Linked DNA regions of Homo sapiens: region 1 is linked to region 2. Evidence: read pairs that join two places in POLR2A ChIA-PET (ENCODE). Cell type or tissue: Panc1. All regions are shown on one strand. Region 1 has its middle 86 kb from the start of USP12-AS1. Region 2 overlaps USP12 (ubiquitin specific peptidase 12).

Evidence for each region. Peaks named below come from ENCODE experiments on the same cell type or tissue, not always from the same donor. Only the 100,000 strongest peaks of a DNase experiment are listed, where the experiment ranks them.
Region 1: POLR2A ChIA-PET joins it to region 2 with 19 read pairs; 5 of 35 experiments call an interaction of 5 or more read pairs at or near these places.

Annotation. Positions count from the first base shown.
Region 1 is chr13:27,035,811-27,043,810 of GRCh38, forward strand. No RefSeq gene overlaps it. Among named protein-coding and RNA genes, the nearest start is that of USP12-AS1, 86 kb to the right of the region's middle. RefSeq lists an enhancer at 1-1,186. In Panc1, no CTCF peak of the experiment used is centred here; a DNase peak (open chromatin) is centred at 7,371; H3K4me3 peaks cover 612 bases; H3K27ac peaks cover 8,000 bases.
Region 2 is chr13:27,156,621-27,164,620 of GRCh38, forward strand. All of the region lies in intron 1 of USP12 (ubiquitin specific peptidase 12), which reads right to left. It overlaps USP12-AS1 (USP12 antisense RNA 1), which reads left to right. Exons shown (of 3, transcript NR_046547.1): 2 at 6,240-6,303. Among named protein-coding and RNA genes, the nearest start is that of USP12, 11 kb to the right of the region's middle. In Panc1, no CTCF peak of the experiment used is centred here; no DNase peak of the experiment used is centred here; H3K27ac peaks cover 1,591 bases.

The sequences.
Region 1 (8,000 bases), 120 kb before region 2:
GTCATCGCCTCAGCCTGGAGGGTCAGCTAGTGCCTGTCCATCCCTGCAGGGCAGCTGCCTCTCACTAGGAGGAGAATGCTGGGTTTTGCACCTGGGAAGTCTCAGAAGGTGGGACATTCGTTGGCTAAGTAGAAAGCTGAGCAGATCTCAGCTCTCTCTCTGTTGAGTGCCCAAGCACACATAGAACTACACACGTGGTATCTCAGCAGTAAGGCCTGACAGCAAGGCAAGGGGGGACAGGCGGGAGGTGAGTCATGATCCTGCGTGTGCGTTGGTGCTCATTCTGACCCGCGCACCGAGATGGAAGCTGTGACACAGGAGGCTGTGTCAGCGCCATCCCAGCTCTGCAAGTACATCCAAATTCCAGGTTCCCGCCTCACCTCTCTGGTCTACCTAAGAGTTCACAGCGCAGTTGCAGTGCTCTGGGTTCCTGCCTGCTTCATGGTACCAGCCCATGCCCTTCTGTGATCCACACGCGTCCGGGACCTCATGCCCAGCCCCCAAGACATCCAGTGCAGAGGCACAGCCAATGAATCACCCTGCTGTCATACCTGCCTTCCCATTTTCAAAGATCCTTTTCTAAAAATACTATCAATGAATGCACTGTGGCATGGAAACAGAAGACAGCCGACTTAAAAACTGAATCTCCGGGCTTGGAACTTCCCCTAAATCATATTCTGGCAAAACATCTACAAAGCCCAAACACATTCTTGACCTTTGAAGAAAATGTCAGTGTGGAGCAAAGGCCTGTGTTCTGACCCCACCCAGCTACAAGAATTTCCTCCCTCCTGCCCGCACATCTTCAAAGAGTCCCTGAGATTCCAGGCTGGTTGCTACTTCCCCAGGGGAGCATTGCATGCATCTTTTCCATGTCCTGGAGGTCCAGAGGGGCTTTATAAAGTGGCCCCAACCCAGCAGCATCTGGGGCTGTGCTCCTGTTCTGTGCTCTAGGGGAAATGGAAGCAGGAGTCAGATTTGTCTTGGAGGATTCCTGTTCATCAGCAGGAGTTCTGAGTTACATGCCGAAAAGCAGACTACATTTTTTGCATTGCAGAGTGCTTCTGAAAAACACCATTCTAGAAAGGGGGATCATACATCCCAGTTTGCCTAAGACAGTTCTGGTTTACAGCTGTTATTCCTGTATACGTATTAATAGCACCTCTTTTACTCTCAAAAGCATCCCACTTTGGCAATAAAATTCCACTTCCCAGTCCTAGTCTTCCCATGACTGGATGGTGGCTGTTAAAGCCTTGGCCTCTAGAAGCGCCCCGGCAACTGGCACTTAGCTTATCTCTGAATTGTCTGCCGGAGTGAAGCTTAATTAAGATCTTGTTAGTTTGGGGAGAAAGAATCAAGGACATTTGGCAGCACATCCCTCACTTTATGTCACCCCTAAGTGAGATCCCCAGCCAGCTTCAGGGGGGCATTTTCCTGTCACCAGCCTTCTTGGTTCTCAGGAGCAGAGTTATCCTGTAGCAAGAAATGTTCACATCAGAGGTTTCCGACTTGCACAGAGAAGAGTCCGAGGAAGTGGGGAGACCTCCCTTGCTCACCCTCCCCTACTAACTGGCCAAAGCCTTCCTGGCCACCGCAGGACCTCAGAGTGCATCTCTGGCCTTTCAAACACAGTGTTATCTACTGTCCATAAACAGCGACCAAGAAACTCAAAAAGAAGAACCAGAACAGCCCAATGCCTGCACAGAGCAGTGCTCAATTAATACTTGTTGACTGATTGACTAATACATACATGAATGAAAGAACAACAAAATTGACAAATATCTGGCCCTCTGTGTGAGCTGAGAGGAAGCACATCATTCTAACACAGCACCTGAGAGCATTCTCACACCCAGAGCTCAAGGAAAATCAACACGCAAGGAAAAAATTCAGGGAGGGAGGCACCAGCCACCAACTCCCCTGGGGTGGCGGGTGAGCATGTGGAGAGGCCACAGCTGTGCACAGCTGGGTCTCTGTTGCTCAGCTTCTGGGAACCGGCAGGTGCACGTGGCTGTCCTCAAGGTTTTGCTCCACCTCCTGTGCCTCATTCCAGTTCCCTTGAGGGAGAGAACTGAGGACACTTCTGTATCCCTGAGCCTGGAGGAATTATAATAAGATGCCATCTCCGAAGAGAAGGGAGAGGGGCCAAGACCTCACTGGGGAGCAACCTTGCTCCTCTCTCCAACCTTCTATGGCTCACACTTACCAACTTTGCTCTTCTGTGGTCTCTTTTTCCCAAGATCCTGTTACAAATACAACATAGGCTTAAAAGCAAAAGGCATTAGCAGAGATCATTTGGGTCACTTCTTAATGATACGAAGATACCATTTGGTGAGTTTTCTACACGGGGCTCTTGCTCAGTGTTGGCAGTGCACAGTGCTCTTAGGGACATTTTTGAATGTAAGCCAAAAGTGTTTTTGAATATGCTCAATTCACCAAAAGATATAATTTTATGTATTAATAACATAGCTTCAAAATATATAAAGCAAAAAAATGACAAAACTAAAATGATAAATAGACAAACCCATGAAGATTTGGACAACCCAATTTATCCCTTTGGAAAAGAGTGGCATTATGTTTAAAATTATGGATATGGAAATCCAGAACTTCCAATTCTAGGTGCAGACTATAGAGAAACTTGAGCACGTGTGCACAGTGACTCACCCTCAGAAATATTCATCACAGCCTTGTCCACTGCTAACAACCCATTCCACAGCCAATTTTCCATTTACAGGGAAGTGAATAAGTAGTTGTGGCAGATTCATACAAGAAAATGCTATACCGCAATGAAAACTCAGTGAACTTAAGCCACACATATAGATGCATCTCAAAAAGCAATGTTGAAGGAAAGAAGCAAGATAAAAGCACCCAGGCCGGGCACGGTGGCTCACGCCTGTAATCCCAACACTTTGGGAGGCCAAGGTGGGTGGATTATTTGAGGTCAGGAGTTCGAGATCAGCCTGGCCAACATGGTGAAACCCCACCTCTACTAAAAATACAAAAATTAGCCAGGCATGGTGGCGGGCGTCTATAATCCCAGCTTCTCAGGAGTCTGAGGCAGGAGAATTGCTTGAACCCAGGAGGTGGACGTTATAATGAGCCAAGATTGCGCCACTGCACTCCAGCCTGGGAGACAGAGTGAGACTCCATCTCAAAAAAAAAAAAAAAAAAAAAAAAAAAAAAAGAATCCATAGAGTATGATTCCGTTTCTATAGAGCTGAAAAACAGCCAAAGCTAAAGTGCATTGTTTAAGAATACATACATAAGCGATCAGACTATAAAGGAAAGAAAAGAGATGACCATCCTAAAAGCTAGGAGGATGATGACTCTGCAAGGAGGAAGGGTTTGGCCGGGGAGACACACCCAGGGGCTTCCAGGGTGCAAGTTCTAGTCTAGTTCCTGACCTAAGGAGTATTACCCAGGTGTCCACATCATAATTCTTCATTCAACTGGACACACACTTTTACGCAAGTTTATGTATGTGAGGCGTATTTACCAATAAAAACAATGTTATCAAAAATGTGGGAAAGGCTGGGGCCAACGGGGTCGAGTGCCCCTGGCTGGGACTGTCCTGCCCAGAGAAGCTCTGCCTCTCTTCTCTCCCTCCACCTGCTGAGAGGCAAGGGAGCCTCCGGTCTCCCCATCTATGGGGGTCTCCCCTACCCCCAGGTGGTCTAGGTAGCAGCTGGTCCAGACCTGCCATGTCTCAGGTCCTGGGGTGAAGGCTCCCAGCCCCTGGCTCTTCCTGGTGGGCAGCTTCTTCCCAGATAGGCTTTTCCTCCCACGGAAAGATGTATGCGTGGGCTTGGGGGAACAGCCACGTGACTTGGTCCTGGGCCCCCAGCCTGCCCAATAAAGAGGCATTCTCAACACGGTCCACATTAGCTTATCAGGATCCAAAGCAGACATTTGCCTTGACCTCCATGTCTTGAGGACATCAAGGGGAGAGAGGGCTGTAACAGGGCAAGATTCAGACACTCAGGCTCTTCAACCCTGTGGCATTGTCTGTTCCCAAAGCCCAGTCCCAAAGGTGGAGGCAAACAGGGCAAAATATTAGAGCCAGGCCTTTGGGGTAAAATCCCCCGACCATGCTCCTTCCATTCCTCAGCCAGAACTATTTGGTCCCTAAAAGTGAGCTGGAGCTGAGGCATTTCCCGTCCACCCGGGGGTCCCAGCCATGTTCCTAGGCTTCCAGGAAACACTTTTTCTCCAGATAGATTGCTGACACCTGTACATAAAATAGACTCCCATAAACAGGCATTTTCCAAAAGCTTTTAAACCGCAGAGCGTTTACTTAAAGCCTGAGAAAATAAGCCTTAGGCTCATTTTCCTCCAACAAGGAGCTCAGCTGCTGCATTCTCCAACAGTGACTGCCAAAATTGGGCAGGAGAGGCCCAGGGCGCAGGCCCGTGCTCCCTGACGCTCCGCAGGCCCGACCACAGGCTCCCCAGAGCTCCCTGGCCCGAGTCAGGTCTGCCCCAGAGACTAACAAAAAGCAGGCTTCGGCCAGGCGCGGTGGCTGATGCCTGTAACCCTAGCACTTTGGGAGCTACTCAGGAGGCTGCGGCAGAAAAATTGCTTGAACCCGGGAGGCGGAGCTTGCGGTGAGCCAAGATCGCACCACCGCACTCCAGCCTGGGCGACAGAGCGAGACGCCGTCTCCAAAAAAAAAAAAAAAAAAAAAAAAAAAAAAAAAAAAAAAAAAAAAAAAAAAATCTCCTTACTCTGCTCTCCTCACTAGAGGGAAAAGAAAGCCACAGGGCAGAAGACAGGAAGGAGACAGCGCCCAACACTTCTCAGGTCGGGAAAATGGCTTTTAACAGTGAAATCAAGCTCTGCTTTCTCTTGTGGAAGTAAATGGAGCTAACTCCACCTTCAACTTCCGTGTAGGAGAGGTGGCCAGGCCTGTGTCCAGCGGGGTGCAGCTAGCTGGGCCCAACAGCGGGGAGGCGGGTCCCTCTCCCCAGTCACAACTAGGGCCTCCCTCCTCCCTGATAACATCCTCCCTGCGCCCCATTTCGTCCCTCCTGCCTTTCCATTCCAGCTACTGCAAAGGGCGAGGACTGTGGGTCTCACCTCCTTTCCTTCCCGCCTCCTCCAGCCCTGCAGCCTCCTTCTGTCTGCATGGTCCTTGGAAGCTTCTGCCTCCAGGGCACCTTTTGGGGTTGGATGCTCCCACCCACACTCCGCACCTGGACAGTCTCCCACTGTCCTTTCCAGGAAGTCCTGGACCCTACACTGGTCCTTCTCTGTTCCCTTTGTGACTTTTTGCTTCCACTCTTGCCCCGCTCCAGTCAGTTCTCCATACAGCATCCTGGGTGACCTTTGAAAATAAAACAGACCTGACCTGGCCAGTCTCCTCCGCAGAACACCCCAGGGCTCTCCATGGCTTTCAGGATGACAGCCAAAGTCCTCGCCAGGATCCCCAAGGCCTGAGCCATCTGCCCTGCAGTCTCCCTGCTCTCAACCCTGCTCTTGACCTCCCATCGGCCCCTCCAGGCAGGCTGCCCCCTGGCTCTTCCTGAAATGCATCAGCCCAGGCCCAACTCGGGGCTTCCCCTCAGAGGTCCTTCTGCCCCATATCTCGGCCTAGCTCCCCAGCCCTCACTTGATTTCCATCTCTGCTCCAATGCTTCCTCTTTAGAGAGATGCTCACCACATCAGCCTCTTCACCCATCACTGTCTCTCCACCTACCTGCACAGGGCATCCACGTGCATGATGCAATGTATCACATATGACAGAGTACATATTTGTCTGCTGCGGGCTCCTTCCCTAGAATGGAAATCCTAAGAGGGCAGGGGCCTTGTTGGTTTCATTCATTTCTGCATTCCCAGAACGTAGAATACCAACACATAGCAGACACCCAATAAAATAGGCATCGGATGAATGAATCAATGATAAAAAAATTATATAAATAGTTTAAACATTTTATTTTAACTTAAAACACACATATGGAAATTCACTTGCCAGTATTTTGAGTGGGGCCAAAGCCTTTCTTTGAGTGTGGTGCCTCCACTAGGGAGCTTGCCCCCTTTTTTGCATAAATTCCACCTAGAAAGCATTCGCCACAATTTCAAATGTTAATGTCTTTTTTTTTTTTTTTTTTTTTTTTGAGATGGAGTCTCACTCTGTCGACCAGGCTGGAGCTCAGTGGCATGATCTTGGCTCACTGCAACTTCCACCTCCTGGGTTCAAGCGATTCTCCTGCCTCAGCCTCCCGAGTAGCTGGGACTGCAGGCACGCACCACTACACCTGGCTAATTTTTGTGTTTTTAGTAGAGACGGGGTTTCACCATGTCTCGAACTCCTGACCTTAGGTGATCCACACACCTCAGTCTCCCAAAGTGCTGGGATTACAGGCATGAACCACTGCCAAATGTAAATTTCTTTTCTTTTCTTTTCTTTTCTTTTTTTTTTTTTTGAGATGGAGTCTCACTCTGTCGCCCAGGCTGGAGTGCAGTGGCACGATCTCGGCTCACTGCAACCTCCACCTCCTGGGTTCAAGTGATTCTCCTGCCTCAGCCTCCTGAGTAGCTGGTACTACAGGCACGCACCACTACACCTGGCTAATTTTTGTATTTTTGGTAAAGACGGGGTTTCACCATGTCTCAAACTCCTGACCTTAGGTGATCCGCACACCTCAGCCTGGCAAAGTGCTGGGATTACAGGCATGACGGCATGAACCACTGCCAAATGCTAATTTCTTTTTTCTTTTTCTTTTCTTTTTTTTTTTTTTTTTTTTTTTGAGATGGAGTCTCGCTCTGTTGCCCAGGCTGGAGTGCAGTGGCACAATCTCGGCCCACTACAACCTCTGCCTCCCGGGTTCAAGCGATTCTTCTGCCTCAGCCTCCCGAGTAGTTGGGATCACAGGTACGCGCCACCACACCCGGCTAATTTTTGTATTTTTAGTAGAGATGGGGTTTCACCATATTGGCCAGGCTGGTTTCGAACTCCTGATCTTGTGATCCGTCTGCCTTAGTCTCCCAAAGTGCTGGGATTACAGGCGTGAGCCACCGTGCCCAGCCCAAATGTTAATTTCTTTAAAGAAGCATCATAAGATCTTAAAGACTCATGAAAAGCAATTTCAGCACAGAGGCCTTCCTTATTTTCATTATATTCCCCTAATCTTCCGTACACTTAATTGAAAGCAAATGTTTAAGTCAATTTGCCCTTAGTGAGTCTTTCTAAATCATTCAACTTAGTTTTCAAGAAACAACTTTCTTTTTGTGCTCATTATATTGGTTTACATAATTTGCTTACATAATCTGTAATTAAATGACTGAATCACAATAACATGTATTACAGGCATAAGCTGATGTAGGGACAAACACCACTCAACTCAAAAGCGTGCAGCTGAGCAGGAAAACTGCCTGTGGTCACCGGGCCATGGGGATCTGCTGGCACATTTGCTCCATGAGTCAGCTTAGAAGAGGTTGGATGACAGAGCTGGTTCTGTAGTATGCAAATCCTGGATACAGGCACATGCTCATTCTGATGCGGACTGGCATGCCACCCACAGAAAAGAATAGGAAAAGCAAAATTAGAGCGCGAAATGCGACAAGGATCCAAACAAGAAATTTCCCTCAGCCTTTCCCAGCCAAGGAAAATTCCTGCATGAGAAGGAACTGAAGTAAATATAAGGAAGGAAGGAACTGAAGTAAATATAAGGAAGGAAGGAACTGAAGTAAATATAAGGAGGGAAGGAACTGAAGTAAATATAAGGAGGGAAGGAACTGAAGTAAATATAAGGAAGGAACTGAGTAAATATAAGGAAGGAAGGAACTGAAGTAAATATAAGGAAGGAACTGAAGTAAATATAAGGAAGGAAGGAACTGAAGTAAATATAAGAGCCACAGTGAATGTCGGGTTTCTAGACATAGAATTGGCCTGTATCATTAGTAAGCTGAACTTGGTTTTCATTTTTTTTTTTTTCTGTCCCCCAGGCTGGAGTGCAGTGGCATGATCTCGGCTCACTGCAACCTCCGCCTCCTGGGTTCAGGCAGTT
Region 2 (8,000 bases):
CAGCCTGGCCAACATGGTGAAACCCCATCTCTACTAAACAAAATACAAAAATTAGCTGGGCATGGTGGCAGGCACCTGTAATCCCAGGTACTCAGGAGGCTAAGGCAGGAAGAATTGCTTGAACCTGGGAGGTGGAGGTTGCAGTGAGCCGAAATCACACCACTGCACTCCAGCCTGGGCGACAGAGCAAGATTCCGTCTCAAAAAAACAAAAGAGAGAGAGAGAAAAAATGATTTTATGGTTGTCTTTAGGGGGAAGAAGCATCTACACCTACATTAGTAACAGCATGATCCGGCGGCAAAAGCACTAGACTAAATACGGAGAGGTCTCAGGCAGAATCCTAAAATCAAATCACTGGAGTCTGAAATAATCTATTTGTTAATTTCCTTACCTGTAAAACAGACTACTCCTCTCTATGGGTCCATCTCATAGATTTCACAGTTTTTGTTTGGAAAAAATGAACTAATAATAACAAAGTAATCTGAAATGTAAATACTGACATTGGTGAAGTTTCTTCACAGCAGGTATGTTACAAAAATATATTCTGCGTAATAGTTATTTTCACTAATGTGGTAATCATGTTTTGTTGGTTTTTTATTTTCAATAAATTTTCTAGAAAACCACTTCTGATCCCTTTTTGCTTGATAAGTTTTACATACATTAAGCTAAAAAACAGAATGCTGTAGTTGAAATGGACCTAAGATCACAAAGAGGTGTATATAATCCCGTCATTATATAGAGGTGTACATAATTCCCCGTCATTACTTTGGGAAAAAGTGGATGTTCTAGGTATGATCTCTCCCACTTTCCTTTACCCGCTGTATCAGAAGTACTTTTCATTAGCTCATTTTTAGCAAAAATGAGTTCTGTAAGCTACAAATGTGATTTTTAACAACATATACATGCCTTTTTTTAAAAAAAATATAAGTTTATAGAAGATTTTTCCCTAAACCAATATGAACCCAATCAATTTAACAAGTTTGAGGACAAAATTACTGAAACATTAAATCATGTAAGTAATTTTAATCACTTAACCTTATTTCTCTCTTGTTATTTTAATTCACTTCTCACTTCCTCGCCAGGACCTTTGTCCTCTTCATTTTTCTCCAAGTTACCTTTCAAATTCCACCAAGCTTCCCTCCCCACCACTCCCAAAAGCCTTCCTTCTCCAACTGATGCAGGCCTCACTCCAAATACCAGTCTGTCTTCCCTGTACACATCAAAATACAGCTTATCAAGTTTGTATCAGTTTACATTATTATACACAAAGCTGGTCTCCCCAACTAGACTGCAAGCCCTTTGGAACTTAAACAGCTTTGAATCTCTAGGGTCTAGCACATAACCCAACTTAATGAATATTCCTTGACATTAATTGCAATGGACCTGATTGCGCCATTAGTTTTACTGGGTGAACTGTGTTCCCTAATAAAGGTACGTTTAAGTCTTAAGCCCCAATATCTCAGAATATGACCTTATTTTGAAATAGGGTCTTTACAGAAGTAATCAAGTTACAATGAAGTCATTAGGGTGGACCCTAATCCAGTGTGACTGGTGTCTGTGTAGAAAGGGAAAATTCGGACACAGGCATAGAAGGAAGACAAAATGGAGACAGAGACACAGGGAGAATGCCATGTGAAAAGATTGGAATGATGCATCCACTGCCAGAAAACCACCAGTAGCTAGGGTAGAAAATGGAAGAGAGTCTCCTCATAGCCCTCAGAGGGAACCAACCCTGTCGACATCCTGATTCTGGACTTCTAGCCTACAGAATTGTTAGGACGATAAATTTCTGTTACAGGCATGCACCACTTAATGACAGGGATACATTCTGAGAAATTGACTGTTAAGCAATTTCATCATGGTGCGTATGTCATAGAGTGTACTCACGCAAACCTAGATGGTACAGCCCACTACACACTTAGGCTATGTGGTCTAGCCTCTTGCTCCTAGGCCACAAACCTGTACAGCATATGACTGTACTGGATCCTGTAGGTAACTGTAACACAATGGTAAGTATTCATGTCTCTAAACACATCTAAACGTAGAAAAGGTACAGTAACAATACAGTATTATAATCCACACACAGTTTCTGGCACTTTGTTATGGCAGCCCTAGGAAACTAATAAAATTATTGTTTAATAAAATGAAAATGTGCAAACAGTATTATATAACCAAACCTTTCAATATGATAGACATTGAAGATCATGGGAAATTAAAATGCACACAAGAGTTTTGACATGGAATGAAACATGATGACAACCAAAAATATACACTGTTAGGTGAAAAAGCAAATAAACCTGCAGTTTTAAATTTTGGGGGGAGTGGGGGTGACACACACACAATACCTCATGTTTGTATATGCACAGGTAATGTCTGGCAATAAACACACACATATCCCAACTCTTTCTAGCAATTACTTCTTGGGAAAGGGCGGCCCCTCTTCCTTGTAAGAAATGAATTTTTTAAACTCACACAATTTTGCAGTTTTAAAAATAGTAAGTGGTTTGGTTTTTCTTAAACTTCTAAAATTGCAAAATTAAAAGAAACTACCATTTCTAAGGTAATCAGATATCACATTTTTCTTTAAGAGTATATACAGTTAAACCTGAATAATTTAATTCTTTTAAAATCCTCACTCTGGTAGTTCAAAAAACAATGTATCAATTACTAAATTACAAGGGCGTATCTACCACCCCATTTCTAAAAGTTACCATGACATTATATTTCAAAGTCCATATTAAACACAGGCTGTTCCTAAAAATGTCAGGAAGAAAATAAGATTTTTCAAACACCATTCCATTTGCATCAGGCATATAATTCTGGTGTTTTACAAGTGTTCTATCATTAAATTTCATTTCTCAACTAGGCCACACCTATTCAATCCAGCCTTCTCTATCAATATCCAGTAACATTTGCAGAGGGCCTTGTTAACTTGGATGTCAACCAAAAATGTACCCAAATATCCTAACTCTCTTTAACAGTCTGTTCTAGATTTATCATCTATACATTTATCTAAACTCAAACTTTCCTACACCTTTATTTTTTATCATTGTGAGATCTGAATCTGTGAAATGCCTAGCAATAGCATCACCAAGTAGCCACTCAATAAATGTCAGACTCCTATATAAGTTCCTTGGGAAAGCTAAAATTACAGATGTCACATTCAACTTTACAAGTCAGGGAAGATGACCTAAGTCATCATTAACATAAAATGGCAAGAACATCACGGTAGGCTATTAGCACTGAAATGGTATAATAACTACAACCCAGTTTCAGAGATGAAAAGGAAAGAAAGTAGACTATTAAAGCAACTAACATCTGGGATGAAAATGTGTAACAGAAGAGAAGCTTTAAGGACACAAGGAAGTAAAAACCTGAAAGAGCGGAATTGCGAACACTTGGCAGGAGGAGTAACCTGAGCAAAGGCAACTGTGCAGTCTTTAAAGAACGAAAATACCACCTTAAATACATACCATGTGTCAATTATACCTCAGTAAAGCTGGAAAAACTCAATAAAGAAAGAAACTAAACAGAGAACAAAAAAAGGTGACAGATTTCACTTGTATCTTTTTAGTTAAAAAGGGCAACATAATGTCTCCAACTAAGACAATGATACAAATATCCAAGCATTTTTATCTGGCTAAGGCTTGATGTGTATAGTGAGAAAACAACCAGAAGTAAAAGTTGCTTCCTTTTAGTTTTTCATTTGCCAAGTTAAGTGAAGGCCTCTGCTTTAACCAGTCACATGACAATGGCAGGTCCTTGTTCAGCAGGGTCCCCCGTGGAGGAGATATAAGCCTCCTCAAATTGAAAAAAAAAATGCAATAAAAACAAATGAAACTAACCAGTAAACTTTAAAAAAGTGAACTGTCTTTAAAAAAAAAAAAATGCAACACCAGACAATGAAAAGATTCTAATTTGCCTAGCAGAACCAAAAGCACAATATTTTTGGTTTTGTTTTTGGTCCGTTGTATCTAGTTTTTGAGCCTTTGATGTTTCAAATTTGTTCCAAATTTTGTCCACCTTTACATAAAAACCCTGAGCACATCAGTCTGAAGAAATTATCAGCTTTAAACCTCTAGGTCCATCAAACAACAAACAGTGAAACCACTTGATTCCTATTCCTCACCTGTTCTTAAAAGAACCAAAGCATCATGTTTCTTTTTTTTTTTTTTCCCCCTTCAACCTTAAGTTACAGGGTACATGTGCAGGATGTGCAGGTTTGTGACACAGGTAAACGTATCATGGTGGTTTGCTGCACAGCTCAACCCATCTCCCCGGGTTAAGCCCAGCATCCATCAGCTCTTCTTCCTGATGCTCTCCCTCCCGCCATCCTCCCCACAGGCCCCAGTGTGTAGCGTTCCCCTCCACAAAGCGTCATCTTTCAAGGCCGTTAAGTCTGAAACCTTCTAAACATTATATCCCGTTTTGTGGAAAAGAGAATCCCCCTGCTCTATTAAGATATACCTCCTAACGCAAACTTCAAAGTCCCAGCTACTACCCCCAAGGTACCACCTTAACCATCCTGCATATGAGTCTCTTCATTAAGCAAATTAAACAAACAGGGAACCTTTGCAACATCAGCAAAGAAAAATTGTGAAACAATATGCCAGAGAAACAGCAGAAATAATTTCTTCAAAGTTATAACGGCTAGATTTTTGGACTAAGATAATCACATACAAAGCAGAATAAATGTTCATCTACAGAATCTCAAATTATAAATGCATTTTCCATTCCAAAGAACAAAAGCCTTGTATTTTATTGTCTCCTTACCCCTACAACTTAAGTACTTTATGACTTATTTTACTTGTGCCCAGATGGGCTCTAATTTTGAAAGTCTCTTTTCAGGGATCCCTGAAAAACCCAGGTAGACCAATACTGTAGAAATAAAGGCAATTTACTCACTATAATTTTATACCTTTAAAAAAAAATGTTACTAATAGGGAATTGCAGTGTTTACTGCCATCAGAAGTTAACTACAGGCCAGGTGCAGTGGTTCACACGTGTAATTGCAGCATTTTGGGAGGCCAGCTACATCACTTGAGTTTGAGACCAGCCTGGGCAACATGGTGAAACCCTGTCTCTACAAAAAAAATTAATTAAAAAGAAAAAATAGCTGGGCATGGTAGTGTGTGCCTGTAGTCCCAGATACTTGGGAGGCTCAGGCAGGAGGATAGCTTGAGCCCGGGGGGCAGAGGTTTCAATGAGGCGAGACTGCACCACTGCACTCCAGCCTGGGCAACAGAGCAAGGCTCTGTCTCAAAAAATAAAAAAAAATAAAAAAAAATTAAAAAGCCACTCATTAACTGTACATTTTTAACATAGTAAAGATTTTAAGGGTAATCTAAAACTTTGCTTCATGGATCATTAAAATACTCATTTTCAAACTTTGAAATGACTACGCTTTGTCAAAGGTAACTTGTGAGCTCCGTTACAACTCCTACAGTCCACAGTATCTTAATGTGCTTTCCATCCTTTCCTTAAGAGGGCATGGAGTCTTACCAACAATGACCATGTAAGGGTGATGTTGATATGTATTTATAGTACAAAGGACGTTCACATGTGTCATCTCATCTGATCTAATGGGGAAATTATTATTCCATTTCATAACTGAAACCAGTTAAACGGCCTACCCAAGTGAAAATAATTAGTGAGGACTCAAAGTCACACACACACAGATATGCAGCCGAAAAGTCAGGAATAAAAATTCCCCAATCTCTTGTTTGAAAAGGAGTAATTTTGTCTCAACCATCAAACCTGCAACACATTGCCCTGTAGATGTCATAACGAGTTTGCATGTCTAGAAATTTGGACCCCATCCCTAGCTGCTGCAGGGCTGACTTTAAGCTTCCTTTTCCATTTTGTGAAAATGGGGCTAATACTACCTAACCTTTCCTAATTCTGAATGGATCTTCAAGATGACAGATAGAGAAAGACTAATAACAACAACAAAATAAAATTAATGCTTTTGAAATACCTCAAAAAAAATCTATTGTTAATTTTCTTAGTTGTGACAATACTATCGTGTTACTGTTAAAGAGATTGCCCTTTCATTTTAGGTAGGTTTCTTATTGAGCAATATTTTGTTTTTTATCCATTCTGATAGTTCCTTTAATACAATGAAAGTAAGTTTGAACCATTTGGATTATTATGATTAATGAACTAGAAGAGCTTATTTCTTCCACCTGTGTTTTCTGTCATTCTTTTTCATTTTGTTTTTCCTATTTTCCTTCCCTCAGAGTTTGAATGGTAACGTTTAAATGTCTGCTGCTACGGAAGCAAGAAAATTCACTCCCTGTGTGGGTGTGTATTTATCCTTAATTTTTTAACATGTATATACAATCCAAAATTTTCCAATAGTGGTTGTTTAGTTGGCTCTTAAACAAGGAGGCCCTTAACAAGTTTTAACAACCCACTGAACTGTCCTTGTACCCCATCCATCTTGTTTTGTTGTCATTTTCTCTTCTTAAAAAAAATACAAGCAAATTTTGAAAAATCAATGTAATTCAATTTACCAGCATATTTTTACCAACTCCATTGTTTCTTATATCCTCATGACTGTCCTCTGGACTTACATTTCCTCAGGCTAAACACACACTTTAATAATCATTTTAATGTGAATCAATACTTGGTAAACTCCTGGTACTTCTTTAAATATGCCCCCTTCCTACTCTCCAGCCTTACTGTTCACAAGACCCGCTTTCACGCCAAACCACCTACAGAGCCTAAGAGTAACACATTATCTATTTACATCTGGTATCCCATCCCTCCATGTCCACATAATAAAGGCCATTCATTTTGCAAAGTTCAACTCTCTTCTAAGAAGCTTTTTCCTGAAGCCCTCTTCTCTCTCCCAAAACCACCTTCTCTTTCACATATAATTACCATTACTTATACCAATAAGAAAAACATCTCATTGCATGCATTTGTTTTATACGTCCATCCTCTTCTACAATACTGTAAGTAGAGCTGGTTTTCAATCTTCTCATCAGGACACACAGAGAAAATAGTATATGTAAAGCCCACAAGAATACAGACATAGCCAGGTGCAGTGGCTCACACCTGTCATCCCAGCACCTTGGGAGGCCAAGGCAGGAGGATGGTTTAAATGTAGGAGACAGCCTGAGCAATAGAGCAAGACCTGTCTTAAAAAAAAAAAAAAAAAGAAAAAAAAAAAAGAAAAGAAGCTACAGGTAAGACAGGTATGTCTGCTCTCACCAGAAAGGGACTGGCTAAGGGTCTCCTATCAACCCAGATACCTCCAGGCTTCCCAGGGGTCAAGAGGACTACTTCCTCAGCACAACTATAACCCACTCAAGACACACTGAATGGGAAGTTCCATAAGACCAGAGTTTATCACAGTCGTCTTCATGTTCTCAGAACCTACATGCAGCACGATATAATGTAGGTCTCCATGAATCCTTCCTCAAAATACTTTAGAAAAAGCACTCTTTATCCCTACAAAAAGGAAAAAAAAAAAAATCACTAGCATCAGGTAGAGGCTTAGTAGGTCACTAAAATAAAAAGCACTAAAATAAAATCAAAGGCAACAGTACTCTAACTCTACTGAAAGATATTATGATTTAAACCACCCTTTACAAGTAGAGAATGTGTGGATGCTTCCTCTACCCATGAAGCATTTCAGTTAAGAACATCTGTCCATTATCACTGAAATAAACATCTACTTCTTGTTTTCAGTTGGAAATAAATTTTTATTGGTACGTAGCTTTGGACATGTGGCTCACTACAGATAAATAAAGCAAGCTTACACATCTCTTCTTTAGACATAACATACTGTTTAGAAGAAGCTAATGGTCCTTCTGAAAGAGAAGCAGCAGCAAAGCATAAGCCAAGGAACAGAGAGGGCTATACCACCTCACACAGTGGTGCTCTACATTAAATTTCTTATAGTTTACACTATCACAAAAGTCTTCGAGTTTTGCTGTGAGAAAGCAAAGACTTACTAGTTTTTCTTCCTAAATAAATGTATATAAACTGCC